Linked DNA regions of Homo sapiens: region 2 is linked to region 1. Evidence: chromatin loops called from intact Hi-C (ENCODE). Cell type or tissue: prostate gland. All regions are shown on one strand.

Region 1 (8,000 bases):
CCACAGCCTCAGTGAAAATTGTTTTATTAGTGTTTCCTACACACGAGAATATTTCTTGTTAAAGGAAAGCCTTTTTTTTTTTTTTTTTTTTTTTTTTGAGACAGAGTCTTGCTCTGTCACCAGACTGGAATGCAGTGGCGAGATCTCAGCTCACTGCAACCTCCGCCTCCTGGTTTCAAACTATTCTCCTGCCTCAGCCTCCCAAGTAGATGGTACTACAGGTGTGTGCCACCACACCATGCTAATTTTTGTATTTTTAGTAGAGACGGGGTTTTATCATGTTGGCCAGAATGGTCTCGATCTCTTGACCTCATGACCCACCCACCTCCGCCTCCCAAAGTGCTGGGATTACAGGCATGAGCCACCGCACCCGGCCTAGTAACTTTTTTAAAGTCATTTTTAAACACACTTCAAGTTCAGAAGTGGCTTCCAGAGTTCCTTCACTTGTGCTGAAAACCATTCACCAACAGCCACCTGGTAAAGAGAATTCTATACAGTCAAAGAACATTCCATCATCAGTAATGCTGTATTACTTACAGCTCAATTCAAAGTAACCTTTAAAGACTGGCTTCCTGGAATGCTGGTTCTTTATCTCACTTTAGTTTAACCTTTAGTTTAGTGAGGTAGGAGAGCTAACTGTTTGGTCAACTGAAAGGCCTCCATGCTCCTTTAAGGATCTGTCTAAATAGGTCTGCATGCGTCCTGGGGATGAGGACACTGGTTTCTTACAGCAGTGCTTCAAGATTTTATGCATCTCTCATTAAGACAGATTCTGATTTAAGAGATCTGGGGGCAGAGGCCCAGGATTCCAACAAGCTCCCAAAATCATGCTGTGCGGCTGGTTTCCAGATGATACTTGAGGTAGTGAGGGTATAAAGGGCTAGGACAATCAAGTCACAAACTAAGGAAAATAATATCCTCTATTCTTGGGATTCAAGAAGAGTAGATTATAGAAACAGGATAAGACCAACGGAATACAGAGAACTCTCGACTTCCATAGAGAAAATAGATCTAAAAACAAAATCTAAGATCTTTTCATATACACAAGGATCAACACCACTTTCAAGCTGAAAGCATCGTTTCCCATTCCTTTAAACAAAGTTCTTTATTCTCCTTGATATAAAATGTCATTTTTGCGAGATCTCATAGCAATTTGAGTAGCTATTAGTGAAAACACATGCCAAGGTGCTGCTAGTGTCTCCTGTTCAAAGAGTATAAAAGAAACACCACACTGCTTTAAGAAGTCTGGAAAAGATGACAGTAATGGCATTAACAAACAATCAGGCACCAAATGGTTTCTGAAAATCTAACATGCATTCTGTAACTGTCACTGATTTATGTGAAGTCCGACCTTCAGGGACTGAAAAAATGAGCAAACCATCTCAGAGACATTTCCCATGTTAAATTCGAGGCTTTATACTGTGCTGATAGGAAAACAATGTGTCCTAAGAAACACTGTGGTCGTGTGGATGAAAGACACGGCTGGAACCAGGCAAGCAATCCTGCTGCCAGCACCACCAGGTCACTTCACCAGCTCGGTGACCTTGCTCACCCAGTTAGCCTCTTTAAGTCTTAACCTGCCAATTGAACATACTCCTTTCTCCTCTACTACCTCTCTCATTTTGTTCAGCATTCACCCCCCGCACACGCCAAGAGAAAGGAGCCTTTCCTAAGCCCAAGGAGTGACTTGATTTGCCTGATTATTGTCCCTTCACTGCCAACAACAGATTTAAGAGCAGAAGTACGCGATGTAACTGATGGTGCTTTTGCACCCATAAACTGACAGCCGTGGAACCACTTGGTCTGAACCTTTGGGTATATGAAATGCTCTCACCTGCAAGAAACGCTATGATTGATTCACAGGCTACAACCTTATAAGGAATAAAACATTGTTTTCTTTCAAGTTCGTTTCTAGGGACTGCTGCGTTACCTTGTACTACTCAGTATTTATCCTGGCAACCCGAACAGAGCATGTGAGTCTCCAGAGACAGTCAGGTGTGGGCATATGATCACATTACCTTGTACAGCGCCTCTAAAACGCAGATATCCAATAAACGTTTATGGGTGCATGTTCCCCTATCCAGTGAGAGCACTGGAACAGAACCAAGAATTCAATGGTGAAAAACCTAAATCAACCCTCATCTCCAAAAGGCTGCAAGCAGAACAGTGGTTCTCTCCTTTCAGAGACAAGAACCACCTGGGGAACATTTTATAACTACCGATTCCCTAGCCCCATCCACGCTTAGTTTTAACAAGCACCCGGGTCACTCATTTAACAAATACCCAGGTGAATCTGTGGCCCACATTTTTAGAAAGACTTTTTTCCTCTGCCCCAACAATCTTTTTGTTTTCACTCAACACAACCACTCACAATCCTCCCCCTACTTTTTTGTCCAGAGGCCGTGACAGCCACACTCTGCCCCAACAGAAGGTCAGAAGACAGACAAGTGCCAAGAATTGCCTTGTTGACGCTGTACTTTCAAAACAAAACACAAATACGAAAGCAGCCACCCGTGTTTGCTATGCCCCACTGTTTACACCCAAAATCCAATCCAATCTCCTTCACAGACTTCCACACAAGTATTTCAGGGAGCGGCAACCATCCTCAGGATCTCAGGGCACACACCCTAGACGCAAAGTCAGTTGCTCAGTGTTGCTCTGACTCCGATCCAACCAACCCTCAAAGATTCGCACCGCGCGGCACGCACCCAGCAGGTTCCAGCGTAAAAGCTGCTCCGGTCCCAAGCGCGTCTCCAAACCCCTCCTTTACAGCGCCGCCTCCCCAGCCAGCCCCGGTGCGCAGTGGCGAACAGCCCGCAGAGCCCCCAGGCTTACCTGTAGCATGTGGTGAGCTCGCCTGAAGACTTCAGACACGGGTATTTAGTCGTCGCGATTTTGCTCTCTGAGCAGATTTCTCTATGAAAAAGTGCAGAGGAAATGTTCGATTCTCAGCGGGAGAGCGGAGGCGGGCAGCGCGCGCTGGGGAATCCCTGGCGCGTGGGGATCGCCAGGCTCCCCGTCCCGGCGCTCTGGGCAGGGGCTGGTCCCCAAACGCGTACGCGGGGCAGACTCCGGCCACAGGGACGAGCCACGCGAGGGTCACGACGAAGCGAACCAGCTCCAGGAGAAAGGAAGCGGGGTTCACGAGCTGTGCCAGCCAGTGTGGCACCCGGGGGGAGGCAGGAACGCGGGGCGAAGGGTATCCCTGACGCGACCCACGGATGGCAGGGCGCAAAGGCTGATACCCGGGAGCGGAGGGAAGTGTCGCCCAGGACAGCTGAGCACTCTCCTTATCCCCGGAGAAGTGAGGGCGTGCGGATCGCTGTGGGAGTGGGCGCCGGGGAGGACCGCCCGCACCCCGCGAGCCGGGCGCGCATCAAGCAGGAGCTCGCCCTCCGCTGGGGCTTGCAGCGCTTACCTGTCGCCGTCCTCCGGCTCCTCTCTGTAGGTCCACGTGTGTCCCAACGCCAGGAGCAGCAGCAGCGGACCCAGGCTCCTGCCCAGCTGGCCCCTGGCAGCTCCTCCCCGGCTCGGAGGCGGCGGCACCATCAGGGAAGCTCCCGGCTTCTTCCCAGCGCCGAGCTCCGTCCGGACCAAGCGTCCTGCTCCTCCGCGGCCGCCGCCGCCTTCCCTCTTCCCGGCAGGGGGCGCCGGAGAGCAGGGGCGTTTGCACCACCTGCACGGGGAGCAGGGGTCCGGAATATTATGGGGCTGGGGGGAAAATGAGGCTAGGAGTTGGGGTATCGGATGCAAACCCAGCAGAGAAGCAGGTAAAGGGGGTACCTGCGGTGTCCGGCTGGCGCGAGGGCCCTGAGGTTCAAGTTGTCTCGTCGGGACGTTCACGTCCGATTGACAGACTTGCTGGACTCGGCTTGGGGCTGCGCCCTCGCCTCTTCCCTCTCCCTCCTCTGGGAGAAGCGCGCAGGGTGGGGAAAGCGGGCGGTTGTTTGCATTTTGCACCAGGGTCTCACGACCGGGAGGAGGAGGAGCTGATTCTCCACCGGGGAGAAGAGGGAGGGGGAAGAGAGGGGTTAATAAGCTTCCTTCCTGTTGTCCATGGGTTTCTAAAGCCCAGGGTCAGGCCAGTGTTCGTCTTTCCTCCGTGAGGACCTACCCTGAGATTTGCAACTATCTTAGTCTTCTTTTCTCTTAGATTATGTGAGGAAGGAGGAGTTGAAAGGCTACAACGGGCCTCTCAAATTGTTCAAACCTGAAATAGCGCTATTTATATAGTGTAATCACTCTTCCTTAAAACCTTTAGAAGAAAGTTCTCTGGTTGTTTCATTGGTCAATAAACCATGCGCTGTCTTCTTCATAACTCGAGTTCGGAACAAGTAAGGAGGTCTTTCTGGGAGCCTTACATCTCCTTGTCCTGAGCGGCTTTAATACTGTTTCCACGCCGCGCACATCAGAGCTGGAAACGCCCCCCCCCATCAAATGAGACACGTGGGGGCAAATTAATTACAGGTGCTGCTACCTGCTAGTGTATGCAGCCGCGTTGATAGGTAACAAGAAAACGGAGGAGGGGGGCCGTAAATCGGCTCCCTTGACGGTGACCCTAATTGTAATTCGTGTGTCAGCAACTTAACACTTTGTTGCGCTTTAGGAGTTTTCTCAGCCTTTTCCAGAGAAACTGGGGACGTGGATGTGGCCCAGAAATAAGTTGAAAAAGGAAAAGTTCTAATGCCTAAGCTCTAAAATATGCGTGGTTCTGCATCTCACAGGACAACGAGGTAAAAAGGTGGCTTGTTCACAAGTGACCGGTGTGTAAATTGGTTAGGTAAGCACATATTTTGATATACAGAATATGCTGGTCAACTGAGAATTACCACACATATCACATACACATTGACTTTTTTTTTTTTTTGAGACGGAGTCTCACTCTGTCGCCCAGGCTGGAGTGCAGTGTCTCGATCTTGGCTCACTGCAACCTCCGCCTGCCGGGTTCAAGAGATTCTTCTGCCTCAGCACCCCAAGTAGCAGGGATTACAGATGCATGCTTCCACACCCGGCTAATTTTTGTATTTTTAGTAGAGACAGAGTTTCACCATGTTGGCCAGGCTGCTCTTAAACTCCTGGCCTCAAGTGATCTGCCCAACTCGGCCTCCCAAAGTGCTGGGATTACAGGCGTGAGCCATAGCAGCCAGCCCACACTGATATTTTTGATAGCAATGACATTGTCATTCTTCCGTAGAATGCTATGTCTTTTCCTAAGATTTTTCATATTCAAGATTTTATTTGGTTCCCACAATATCCCTTCAATCTGAGCATCTGATTTCTTAGTTCTGTGAGGTGTGTTTTTTGTTGGCTTATTTTACAAAACTTACATATTCGGAAGACCACCCACTTGATATTAAAATATGACACTGCTACTTAACACAAATGAGTTAATTTTTATTTGATAATTCAGAAGACATTTCAGGATGTTGCAAAACTGGAGAGTGATCATCATGAGGTCAGAAAAAAAAAACCATGAGGTCAGAAAAAACTGGATTCAAACTCAGGCTGTTTGGTTTCCTGGAGGAGTGATCTGAAGCAATTTACTTCTGACACTCTGTTTTCTCATCTGTAAAATGGGGAAATATCTCTCATCAATTTTTATGAGTATTAAATGAAGCAATGCTTCTATAGCATTTTGTTTATCATGCCTGGCATATGTTGAGTGCCCTGTAAACATTATTACTTGTAACGTAATTATTGTATTGCACAGAACTTTAAGTTTTTGCCTTCTAGCCTTCTAGCTTTTCACTTCCTAGATATATAGGAATCCACTTTATAACAGTTGTTTGGGTTCCTAAAGACAGACCTCACTAAGCACATGAGGAAGAAACCCCTTCTGGGGCTTATGATAATTGTATCTCTTCAGATTGTGACAAAAAAGTGTTTGATATCCATCTTGGAAGGGAGAGGCCATCTTGTAATCTGGTAGGAGGTTCTATTTTTAATTCCTTACCAATTACTGTATCTTGACAACTTGCTGTCTTTTTTCTCATCTTTACGCATTTTATTCTTCTACTGTTGCATTGTGGACGTTAGTTCTACAAGTAACAGAGCGTGGTATAGGAGATTAATTATCAGTTTCATTAAATAGTTACTAGGCCACAAGTGCAGACCTGCAGCATTTCAGGGAAAGTGATTCAGGCTGCAAAATGATAACAGCAAAACCATTATACACAGCTGTGTGGCAGAAGATTGGCATCAGAGCTGACTTTGCCACCTTTTTATTTTCAGCTCCTGGTGCTGAGTGCCTATGAGAATAAGGGGTTAGAGAAGTTGCTGGGGCCCAGCAAACAGCTCAGGTTTGCACAGGGAGGAAATCCCAACGGTGGGTGGTCAGAGCATTTCATACATTTCTGTAAGAGGTGATCTGGAGCCGAAACCTTCTGAAAAACCTTTGCCTAGAGGCCTGTAATTTCAACCTACTGCCAGCTACTGACAGCATGGGGTGCAGTGAGGAGTTGCTTGTCCGGGGAGCACTGCCAAGCCGGAAAGAGCTATGGATGGCCATATATGGATACCTGCCCCCAAAAAGCTAAATACTCCTGTAAAAGACAAAATCTGCATTGCCCAGGCTGCGGGCTGCATGGGAGATGTCAGTGCTGGGGCTGACTGGTGGGAGCCTCAAGGGTGCTGAGTTTTCTTTCCTCCCTTCTAGACCATGTGCAAGCCCAGGCCTGCCCTGTCCCCTCACCTATGAAACACTGGCCTGAGAGAACATGCCATCCACCTCTTTCATAGGAGTGTTACAAAGATTAATGATAGGGCCCTAAATGCTCCTTGGGGGAGGCCGTGTGTGATTATGTGATTATTTCTTTTCAGCATACCACTCTCTGCAAAGTTTTTCATAAAGATCTGTCAGTTTCCCTGAAACAAACCAGAGAGCAGATAGTTATACAATTTACTGTGTCCTGGGGATGTGGGGCTGTGTCTGGGGCTTTCTAGTGCATACTATGTTATAGGTTAGAATCCCTGGTAGACCAGGTATTGTTAAGTAGTACTGCTGCATGTTGCCTGGGGGTGGGGTGACTGGCTGGAGAATAGAGAGACGGCTGCGTACAAAAGTAAAGTGAAAGGAAAAAAGAAAAGTAAACACCAGGACACAGGGCAGAGAATATGCTTCTAAATAAAATCAGTTGTCTCTTCTCAGTTTTAAGGGACTCCAACATCTTATTTGAAGAAAATCAGAATATAAAGAACAGACCACCACCAACTGGGACAATTCATTTCACCATTTAAAGATTTTCCTATAAAAAGGATTTGTGGTGGCTGACAAAAAATAAACTATTGTGTGTGTGTGTGTGTGTGTGTGTACATATGTACACAAAGTGTATGTAGTATAGGGCAAAATTAGACAAAGAAATTAAGGCAAAGGAAAAATCAGGATCAAACAGTAAAATAAAGCTGATGTTATGTTAATTGGCAGGGCTGTATAAGCAGAAAGTCCTGGGCCACGTTTCAAGCAGATCACAAGTCGGTTCTCAAATTCTCAGAAGTCAACTCAGGATAATTACATGATCAGTCATGAGATTCAAGGTAACCATAAAAGAAAAGCCTATAAATTGCTTGGAAAAAATGACAGTTTGTTCCCCCGGTCTCCCTGAAATATAGCAACAGTCACCTAACTGTAAGGTAAGGTGAAACAAAGCTCAACAAGTGTGGGTAAAGTTCATATTGTACTGTGAGTGATAGGCATACGATAAGATATCCCTAAAACAAAGAATTGCCCTGATACCTTTCCTTCAGTTTCAGTTTTGATTGACGTATATAGGCAGGTCTGCTTAGAGAATTAGGGTTACATCTTGGAAGGTGTGAAAGTGTGCCAGTCTCCAAACCATTGTGGGGGACTGTTTGAGGCAAGAAGAATAAAAAAAAAAGTTTTTAAAACAGTAAATGGATGTTAAAGCCCTGGTTTTTGGGCGTGTATATTACCTTTTCACTAAGCCTGTCTTAGTTTTAACTTGCACAAATTCTGAAAGTTGATTGAAGCTGTTGGTCTCTGG
Region 2 (8,000 bases), 130 kb before region 1:
GTTTCCAATATAAAACCCCAACTCTGCTTGTTAGAATACATGTGGATGGGGGTTGGGGGGAAGAATAGAACAAATCTGCTAAAAATAAGCACAATTAGTTTTTCTTGATTTTTTAAAATACTATTTGTTTGCTACTTGTGCATTCATTTGGCCATCTGGCCAACATTTGGAAGCAGACTATCAGTAGCAAGCATCCAGGGTATTTACGAAATTATAGAAAAATTGAAGTAAAAATTCAGCCATATTTTTTTCTGTGAATCAGGAAGATAACATCACTATTTGATTCTGGCTGTGGGCCTACTCAGACAGGCTCAAAGGGCACCAGAGGCTGAGAAGCAGTAGACCCTACAGGGCAAGGCCCCTGCTGGTATAAGTGGATCAGCTTCAGTGGACGCCTGGAAGCTCAGCACCAGGGCTATGATTCCAGTCACCAAGTCTTTGTTGAATGCCTACTAGCAACACAGAATTCTCATGCCACTGAGGTCATAAAAGATGATCAGAAGCCAGTTCTTCCCAACAAAGGAACTTAGGATTTACAAGTCAGTAAAACATGTGCAACATTTCCAGAAATGTACCAGAGTTGTTCGTGATCATAACCCCAAATCATTGGTACCTCGATGTTTAGAGGGGAAACAGCATTGGCTGGGCAAGCTGGGGCAGGGAACGTGATGAACAGTGGGCTGGAATAAGTTAACTGGAGGAGGGGAGGCGTCTCAGGAAGGGAGAATAGCATGAACAGCAGCATAGACGTGAGAATAACCATCTGGAGTGATGAACCTATGCTGAGTAGAAAGTTCCAGAAGGCTGCATAAGGGAGGTGTGTGAACAGCAGAAGCAGGACAAACCTGAGATGGTGAGACATTCTTCCCAGGGCAATCTGACTCTAGGAGCCACATAAAGACAATCTTTATAACTATCAGCAGCTTAAAGCCTGATTTCCTCTTAACTCTAAAACTTTCCTTTCGAAAGTGTTTCATTTATATTTACAAGTTTAATACAAAGTTACACAAAATTCATATTTTATAGAAATGCATAAAGAATGAAGGGTAAATTCCTCTTTAATCCTATCTAGACAATCGTCATTTGACATAATTCTCTCAACTTTATACTTCCTATGCACTAATTATATAAATGAGATCACAAAATGAGATACTATATATATACACACACACATATAAACACTGTGTTTTTACTTTGTATATTGAATATTTTCCATTGTCAGTACATAGAGCTGCATATTATTTCATCATATGACTAGATCATGGTCATTAAACCATTTCTATACTAGTATATTTAATGAGAAAACTAGAAACAACCTAAATATATGACAATGTCTTCAGTACTTTCTTTGTACCCTTCAGAAGGTATCTATTACTAACTGGCTTGTATTTCACTGATCTTACCAACTATTTTATGAAGTCTTTGGGATTCGTGTGAAACATCTATGTCTTTCATAGCATCTGGCACAGTCTTCCGGACAGAGGGTGTGTTCAAATACTGCAGCTGGAATGAAGACGATGAACACTGAGGCCATATGAGGTTGGCTGGGGAAAGGAGAAACTGAAGACCATTGAGAAAGGCTGATCATTTGCTAATGCAGGGTCAAAGTGATGACAGCCTGGCCTTGGTCCATGGTGGTAGAAGTAGAACATAAAGAATAGATCTAGGAGGGATTTAAAGGCCATCAACAGGGGGACTGCAAAGTATATGTTCAAGCATCAGTCACATGAATCTCAGCTAAAACCCATAAACATGATGGCTTGGAAAATCCAGCGTGATCACTGCAACAGAACTGAGTAGTCAGCCTTGTTCCCTTGCTCATGATGGGCTTGGCTAACACAAGCCCCTGAGGGAGAAAGGTGAGCACAGGGGAGAACAGACAGTGAGGTAGAGGCAAGGGCCACCCTTCAGGGGAGCACGAGGAGTCCACTCTGGAGTCTGTCATGCTTGTGGTCTTCTTGGTTAACTCTGAGTGTCAAAAATGTAGGTAGGTAGAGGAGGGAGGGAGGAAGGGGAGTAGAAAAGAGAATGACCAGGGCTGGGGTTTAGTCAGATGAAGGCTGTCAGAGTTCTAGGAAGTGTTTTGTTCAGAACAGGGCTCCAACCAATGGCACAGGACTGGGGATCAAGGTCTGGCCCTCAATGAAGAGCATCAGAGAAGGGCTGCAAAGGGCTGTGTTGGGTCCACAGCAAGAAAGATGTGGTACGAGGTAGACAAAGGGCTGTCACTCAGGCTGGGTAACCAGGGGCGAGGGGCAGGCTGGGCCACAATGTCCATAACTCACTCTCTACAGCCCAGCCCCACACCTGGCCCCACTGAGGCCTACTGCACATAGTGCCTGACCTTAGAATTAGGACCAGCTTTGTAATTTGCCTGGCCCAGTGCAAGATGAACCTATGGGACACCTCATTTAAAAAATTAAGAATTTTCAAGATGGCGACAGCAAAGCATTAAACTAAGCATAGGGCCCTTTTAAGTAAGCATCAGGCCCTGTGCAAAAACCCAGACCCTGTAGCTAAGAGGGGAAGACGGGTTGTCACTAGATTTTTTTTTTTTCTTTTTTTAAGAACAGTACAGATAAACAGCCTGTTCTCTTCTGAAACACACTGCTGGGTTTTCAAGCTTTTTTCTCCCCAAAGAAAATCGAATGCAAAACTCAACCTAATGCATAAAATAGTCTCAGGTGCATCTTCTCAGGCTGTTACGTCAGGGCTCCTGAACTCCCCCATCCCCCAAATGCATTGCCAAAGACCCCGAGTCACTACCTCTGACCTTGGAGACCCAAAAGGCAGTGTTAAAGCTCACTGCAGTAGGCTCTATTATCTTGCATAAGAGAACAGTGAATAAGAAAAAGCCATATCTGGTAACTGAGAGTGAAATACCCAGGACACACACTGCAACAGCAACCGTGGCTACCAGGGTGCCCCGCAGGCAGCAGGTCAGGAAATCAATCAGATGCATGGTTTCCACATCATTCTACCACAGTATCATTTTCTTTCCACCCACAGGGTGACACACAATGTCTCTTCCAGGGCCATTCATAACATAACCATTTTCATTATTTAAATAAAGTCCCTGGGTCAGTCACTTGTCTCTTGTGACCATCTTTGAGAGAAAATTTCCAGCAAGGAAACAATATGGAGCAGGCTTGCTTAATAGGCTCATATGCATAATCTACCACTCACCCTAATTAAAACTACCTTTAGAAAAGCTATAAAATGGAAGCAAAAATAAAAAAAAAATTAAAAGTCAACCTAAGATGATGGAAGTACCATGACATGAAACAACTGTAACTTTAAATCGCCAGATTTATCCTTAATACATGGTTTTCAGGCATTTGTTTGGAAAAGGCACTGATAAAGTAGGAAAGAAGTACTCAACTGTCTTGAGAAAGGAACTGAGCTGTTCTGTTCTGGTGTAGATTGCCAAAGATCATGTTTGCAAATGCTGCTAATCTTATCTGAACATATTAATAAAGTCCCTAAATCCTCCTATTAAGAAATACTACCACTGACAGTGCAGCTGGCTAACATTTGCTTCTTAAATGCTATCACCACTCTCTTTTTTTGTCCAACCCCCACCCGCTGCTGCCCCAACCCCCAAGAAAAAAAATGATGGCTGCTTCCTGGAATGTTTAGCTACCAAAAAAATCTCTAAAGCCTCAGAAGACATTGTGAGAGAACGATGATGAAAGTCGGGGTGAAATGAACAATTAAGATAAACTATGCAGAATTCTTTTTAAAGAACGAGCCTCATAAAGCTACCATGTTAGGACCACAAATCATTCTGCAGATTATTTCCCCTCTATCTGTAAGCAAAGAGGTGAGAGGATTAGGTCATTTCTAAGGTCTCCTCTCATCATGATGTCCTGGATTTATTGAAAGAGGTTTTAAACGCATTTTTTCTTTTCTTTTCTTTTTTTTTGAAATGGAGATTAGCTCTGGTTGCCAAGGCTGGAGTGCAGTGGTGTGATCTCGGCTCACTGTAACCTCTGCTTCCCAGGTTCAAGCGATTCTCCTGCTTCAGCCTCCCAAGTAGCTGGGAGGCTACCATACCCAGCTACCCTACCCACCACCATACCCAGCTAATTTTTTGTATTTTTAGTAGAGATGGGGTTTCGCCATGTTGGCCAGGCTGGTCTCAAACTCCTGACCTCAGGTGATCCATCCGCCTTGGCCTCCCAAAGTGTTGGGATTACAGGCGTGAGCCACTGCGCCTGGCTGCATTTTCTTTTATTTACTCTATTTCATTAGACATTTCTTGCTTGTGTGCCTAAGTTAGCTAATGGGGAAATCCAGCAGACAGCGATGGGAAGCAAATGATTGCAGTCATGCTTTTTCCTTGACTCCATCTCAAGACCCATCCCACGCTGCAACCCAAGTGGATCGGGTTTTAATGTAGCAATTCTATCAGTGACCCATGCTCTGCTGGTCACTGACACCCCTTCTGTGTGTCATTTTCCAGGGCTGATGATATCCTACGTTCTGCCTAAAATTGTCTGAAACTCTATTCATGACTTGCCAACTACGTGACTTTGCTCACTACCACCACCACACTGTTCTGTTACTGACAGGGAAAAAGATGATCGTACTTAAAAGTCATTGCCAACAGTGTGCAGATTTAAAGCAGGCCCAACAACTCCTTCCAGGTTTTATCAGCAGACACATATCACATACAGAAGCATCCATCCCTTTCCTAATGCTATTTTTAAATTGTTGTATTTTAAAATTTTCTTCATTTGTTTTTGAACTTTCTTCTTGCTCATAGATTTTTAGAAATCGCTGTGGTAGCTATTCTTTTTCTATTTTTTTAAGTCCGAATTCATATAGAGAGAACCACGGTTAGGAGAATCCTTTTCAGGGCAAGAGTGGGTTTCTGCAGGGGTTCTTCTGGCACTTTCCAAACCTGAATGTCTCCAAGTCCTGATATCTCAAATTATCTGGCAGAAATAAGAGGCCTATTTTTTTTTTTTTGGCAGAATGTGAGGTTCTGCCCTGTTGTAACAATGCTGTCTTCTCACAAACTACTCATGTGCCCTATAAGAAGATAACCCACAATCCCTGATTCTGCTTTATTCAATGACTAGCTACTGCACAGACCGTGTAAATGGACAGGACAGCCAGAGAGGTGAGTGGGAAGTTTAGTACAGATGTGACTGAAAACACTTGGTATTACTTCTCCCCAAGACTTCTCGAAAGGAGCTAGCACAGAGTATTGGTGAACAGACTTCTGAGCACCTTTTTCTATGTGGCCTCCAAGAAGAAACCAATGGACTATTTACTTTTCTACTTAGCAAGGTTTCAAGAGACTCTCTAATAACATAAGTCTTCTGATTACTCCCTTTCTTGATCATGAGAACTAGGGAGAAGATGGCTAAACTGAAGCAACTTGGAGCTAGAAGATAGGCTGCATCTGCTCAGTTCACCTGCGCAGACCAAAAACAGTGCACGCTGTAGGCGGCCCAGTCCAGCTGAATTTCATCAGATGGGCATGTGTTTCCTTCCCCAACTGCTGGCCTCAGCTTCTCAGAAGGTAATGTATTGAGCCAAGGTGAGCCCTGCAGGTGATCACCTGGACACCTCTGCCCATCTGTGAGAGTGAACAGCATGCTTACTACTGTGGTAGGCTGCAGTGCCACAGCAAGCTGATTCACACGTAAAGGACATGGGCAGGCCATGAGTTCTCTCTATCCAGGGACATCTTGCCAACTAAACCTCCCACCTGCCACCTCCACCTTAGTCCTGCCTGAGTGTGCTCTCACCCACTACCTTCACGGATGTCTCTGCGTCTCTGTTCACTGGCTGTTTCCACTCTCAAACCTACTTCCTTTTCCTCTCTGCAGAGGGGTGCATCTCGGGTTATCTCCAAACGATGTTCGATTCCACTCTCTCCTTTTATTCAAACAATTCTCCTCACATGAGTGGCTACCCAGCAAGTCTGGCTCTCCCTCCAGCAACCCAATCTAGAAAGCTATAGCATCTGTCTCATAAGGGCTGGGTTGGCTGTGGTTCATTAAGAAGGTATTAAGCACTTTATTGTACCAGCTTGCCAGAAACCGAAGACTCCTTCTAAATCTGTTGCTTCACCTGATGCCGATTTTACTAGCAGTCTGTCCTAAAAATGGTATATCTGGTAATAAAAACAGATATTTTGAGCACCTATTAGATTTCAGATGCCATGAACTATTCACTAGTTGATTTATCTTTTGCATCTATTCATCAATTCCTTTATTTTTTGCACTAGCACTGCAAGCCAGATACAAACTCCCAATTTACAGATAAGAAAACAGAATGTCAAAGAGGAAGTAGCTGAAATAACACAGCTAGTAAATTAGAGTCAAAATGAGGCACAAAGCCCAAATTCTTTTTTACACAATGTTGAACACAGATGTTATTTTTAGCAATTCATCTCCCCCCGCCCTTTTAAAAAAAAAAAAAGAGACAGGGTCTTGCTCTGTGGCTCAGGATAGAGTACAGCAGCACAATCAATCATAGCCTACTGCAGCTTCAAACTCCCAGGCTCAAGCCATCCTCCCACCTCAGTCTCCTAAGTAGCTGAGATTACAGGTGCTCAACACCATGCCTAGCTAATTTTGTTTTTGTAGAGATGGAGTCTTGCTCTGTTACCCAGGCTGGTCTTAAACTCCTGGCCTCAAGTGATCCTCCTGTCTGGGCCTCCCAAAACACTGGGATTAGAGGAGTGAACCACTGCACCCGGCCTCAGCTCCCTTTTCTTAGGCAAGTATCACTACCCAGATAATGCCAGATTCTACAACTTCTTTCTCTCATTCTTAAACAGAATATCAAAGGCATTTTCTACTTTTGAAGATCTGTTACTCTTCATTTGCCTGTCATTTGACAAGCTCTTCCTGAACACACGCTCCACATTGTTTTAGATGTGGTGAGAAATAGCAAAGGGTAAAGAATATTCATTTCCTTTAGGAGCTTAGGATCTAGCCTGGGAGAGGGAGTTTCTGCTAGATCACTCTGATATGAATAATTAAGTAGGAAGCTGCACACCACTGACCAATGCTGTCATCAAGCACAACCCACAAGGGAGAGGAACAATAAGGTGGTGCTGGGGAACATGAACCCACACAAAAGAGACACAAAACGTTTAGTGAGGTCAAGCAGGGCCACCCTCAGACCATCTGCTCTGTGGGGAGGGGCTTTGAAAGCCAGGCCTCAAAGCCAGTACTTAAGATAGTCAGCCACCAGTTTTTGATGAGGGGCATCAATCATGTCTAAGGAGTGCCTGTCTCTGGTCTGCTGGCTGTAACACTTCTGGATTCTGCGAGACTTTGCATACATTCTCTTGGATTTGACGTAAGCTCCAGACAGCAGTGAGCAAGACTTGTTACCAGGATCCCTGAGATCACAGTGAGGGGAAGGAGAGTATTCTGCGACACTGCCAGGGCAGTGACCTCTCAAGAAAATGAAAGGGAAGTCATCCTTGGAGATGTGCTGGCGGGGGTGGGGCAGGACCTCCCAAGGGCCTCAGGCAGCTCATTAACGTGATATTAAATTGCTCTGTGTGTGAGGTTTTCAGAAAGGACAAAGGACAGAACTGCTGCTGAGCCAAGGAATCAGAGCAGAATCCCAGCACACTGGCTCCAGGAGAGCCGGACGTCCCCTAGGCTGCCCACCAACCAGGATGAAAATCGAGACATCAGAGCCTCTGTCATTTATATGGTCCCCTAGCAGTGCCCTGGGCCTGAATCCTACAAAGCTGGTCCTTCAGCTGGGAGCCATATTGCTTCAATTTCATGCTCCATCACAAGAGTAAGTCGACTGCTGAGTTGTAACGTATGAACTTCAGCCAGAAATTCACCCTCCCACTTCTGAGTATAATAGCAGTCAGTCCCTAGGAGTGAAATGTGCTCCTTTTTTGGGTCAACAGTAGAGCAAGCCAGAATTAACGCAGCCCTTTTAGAAGTCATCTTGCTAATGACATCAGGAAAGGTTGAAGCATTTGGCAAGTAATCGTATATTATTGCTTT

What was found. A loop is a pair of places that touch in the nucleus more often than their neighbours do. Peaks named below come from ENCODE experiments on the same cell type or tissue, not always from the same donor. Only the 100,000 strongest peaks of a DNase experiment are listed, where the experiment ranks them.
Region 2: it touches region 1 in a loop (4-fold over the local background); 4 of 110 quality-filtered maps call a loop at or near these places.

The regions. Positions count from the first base shown.
Region 1 is chr18:59,693,794-59,701,793 of GRCh38, forward strand. It overlaps CCBE1 (collagen and calcium binding EGF domains 1), which reads right to left and starts at 3,630. Exons shown (of 11, transcript NM_133459.4): 1 at 3,419-3,630; 2 at 2,836-2,916. The coding sequence starts at 3,549. In prostate gland, a CTCF peak has its summit at 3,648 (motif pointing right); a DNase peak (open chromatin) is centred at 3,638; H3K4me3 peaks cover 1,896 bases; H3K27ac peaks cover 1,811 bases.
Region 2 is chr18:59,563,211-59,571,210 of GRCh38, forward strand. All of the region lies in intron 2 of CCBE1 (collagen and calcium binding EGF domains 1), which reads right to left. Among named protein-coding and RNA genes, the nearest start is that of CCBE1, 130 kb to the right of the region's middle. In prostate gland, no CTCF peak of the experiment used is centred here; no DNase peak of the experiment used is centred here.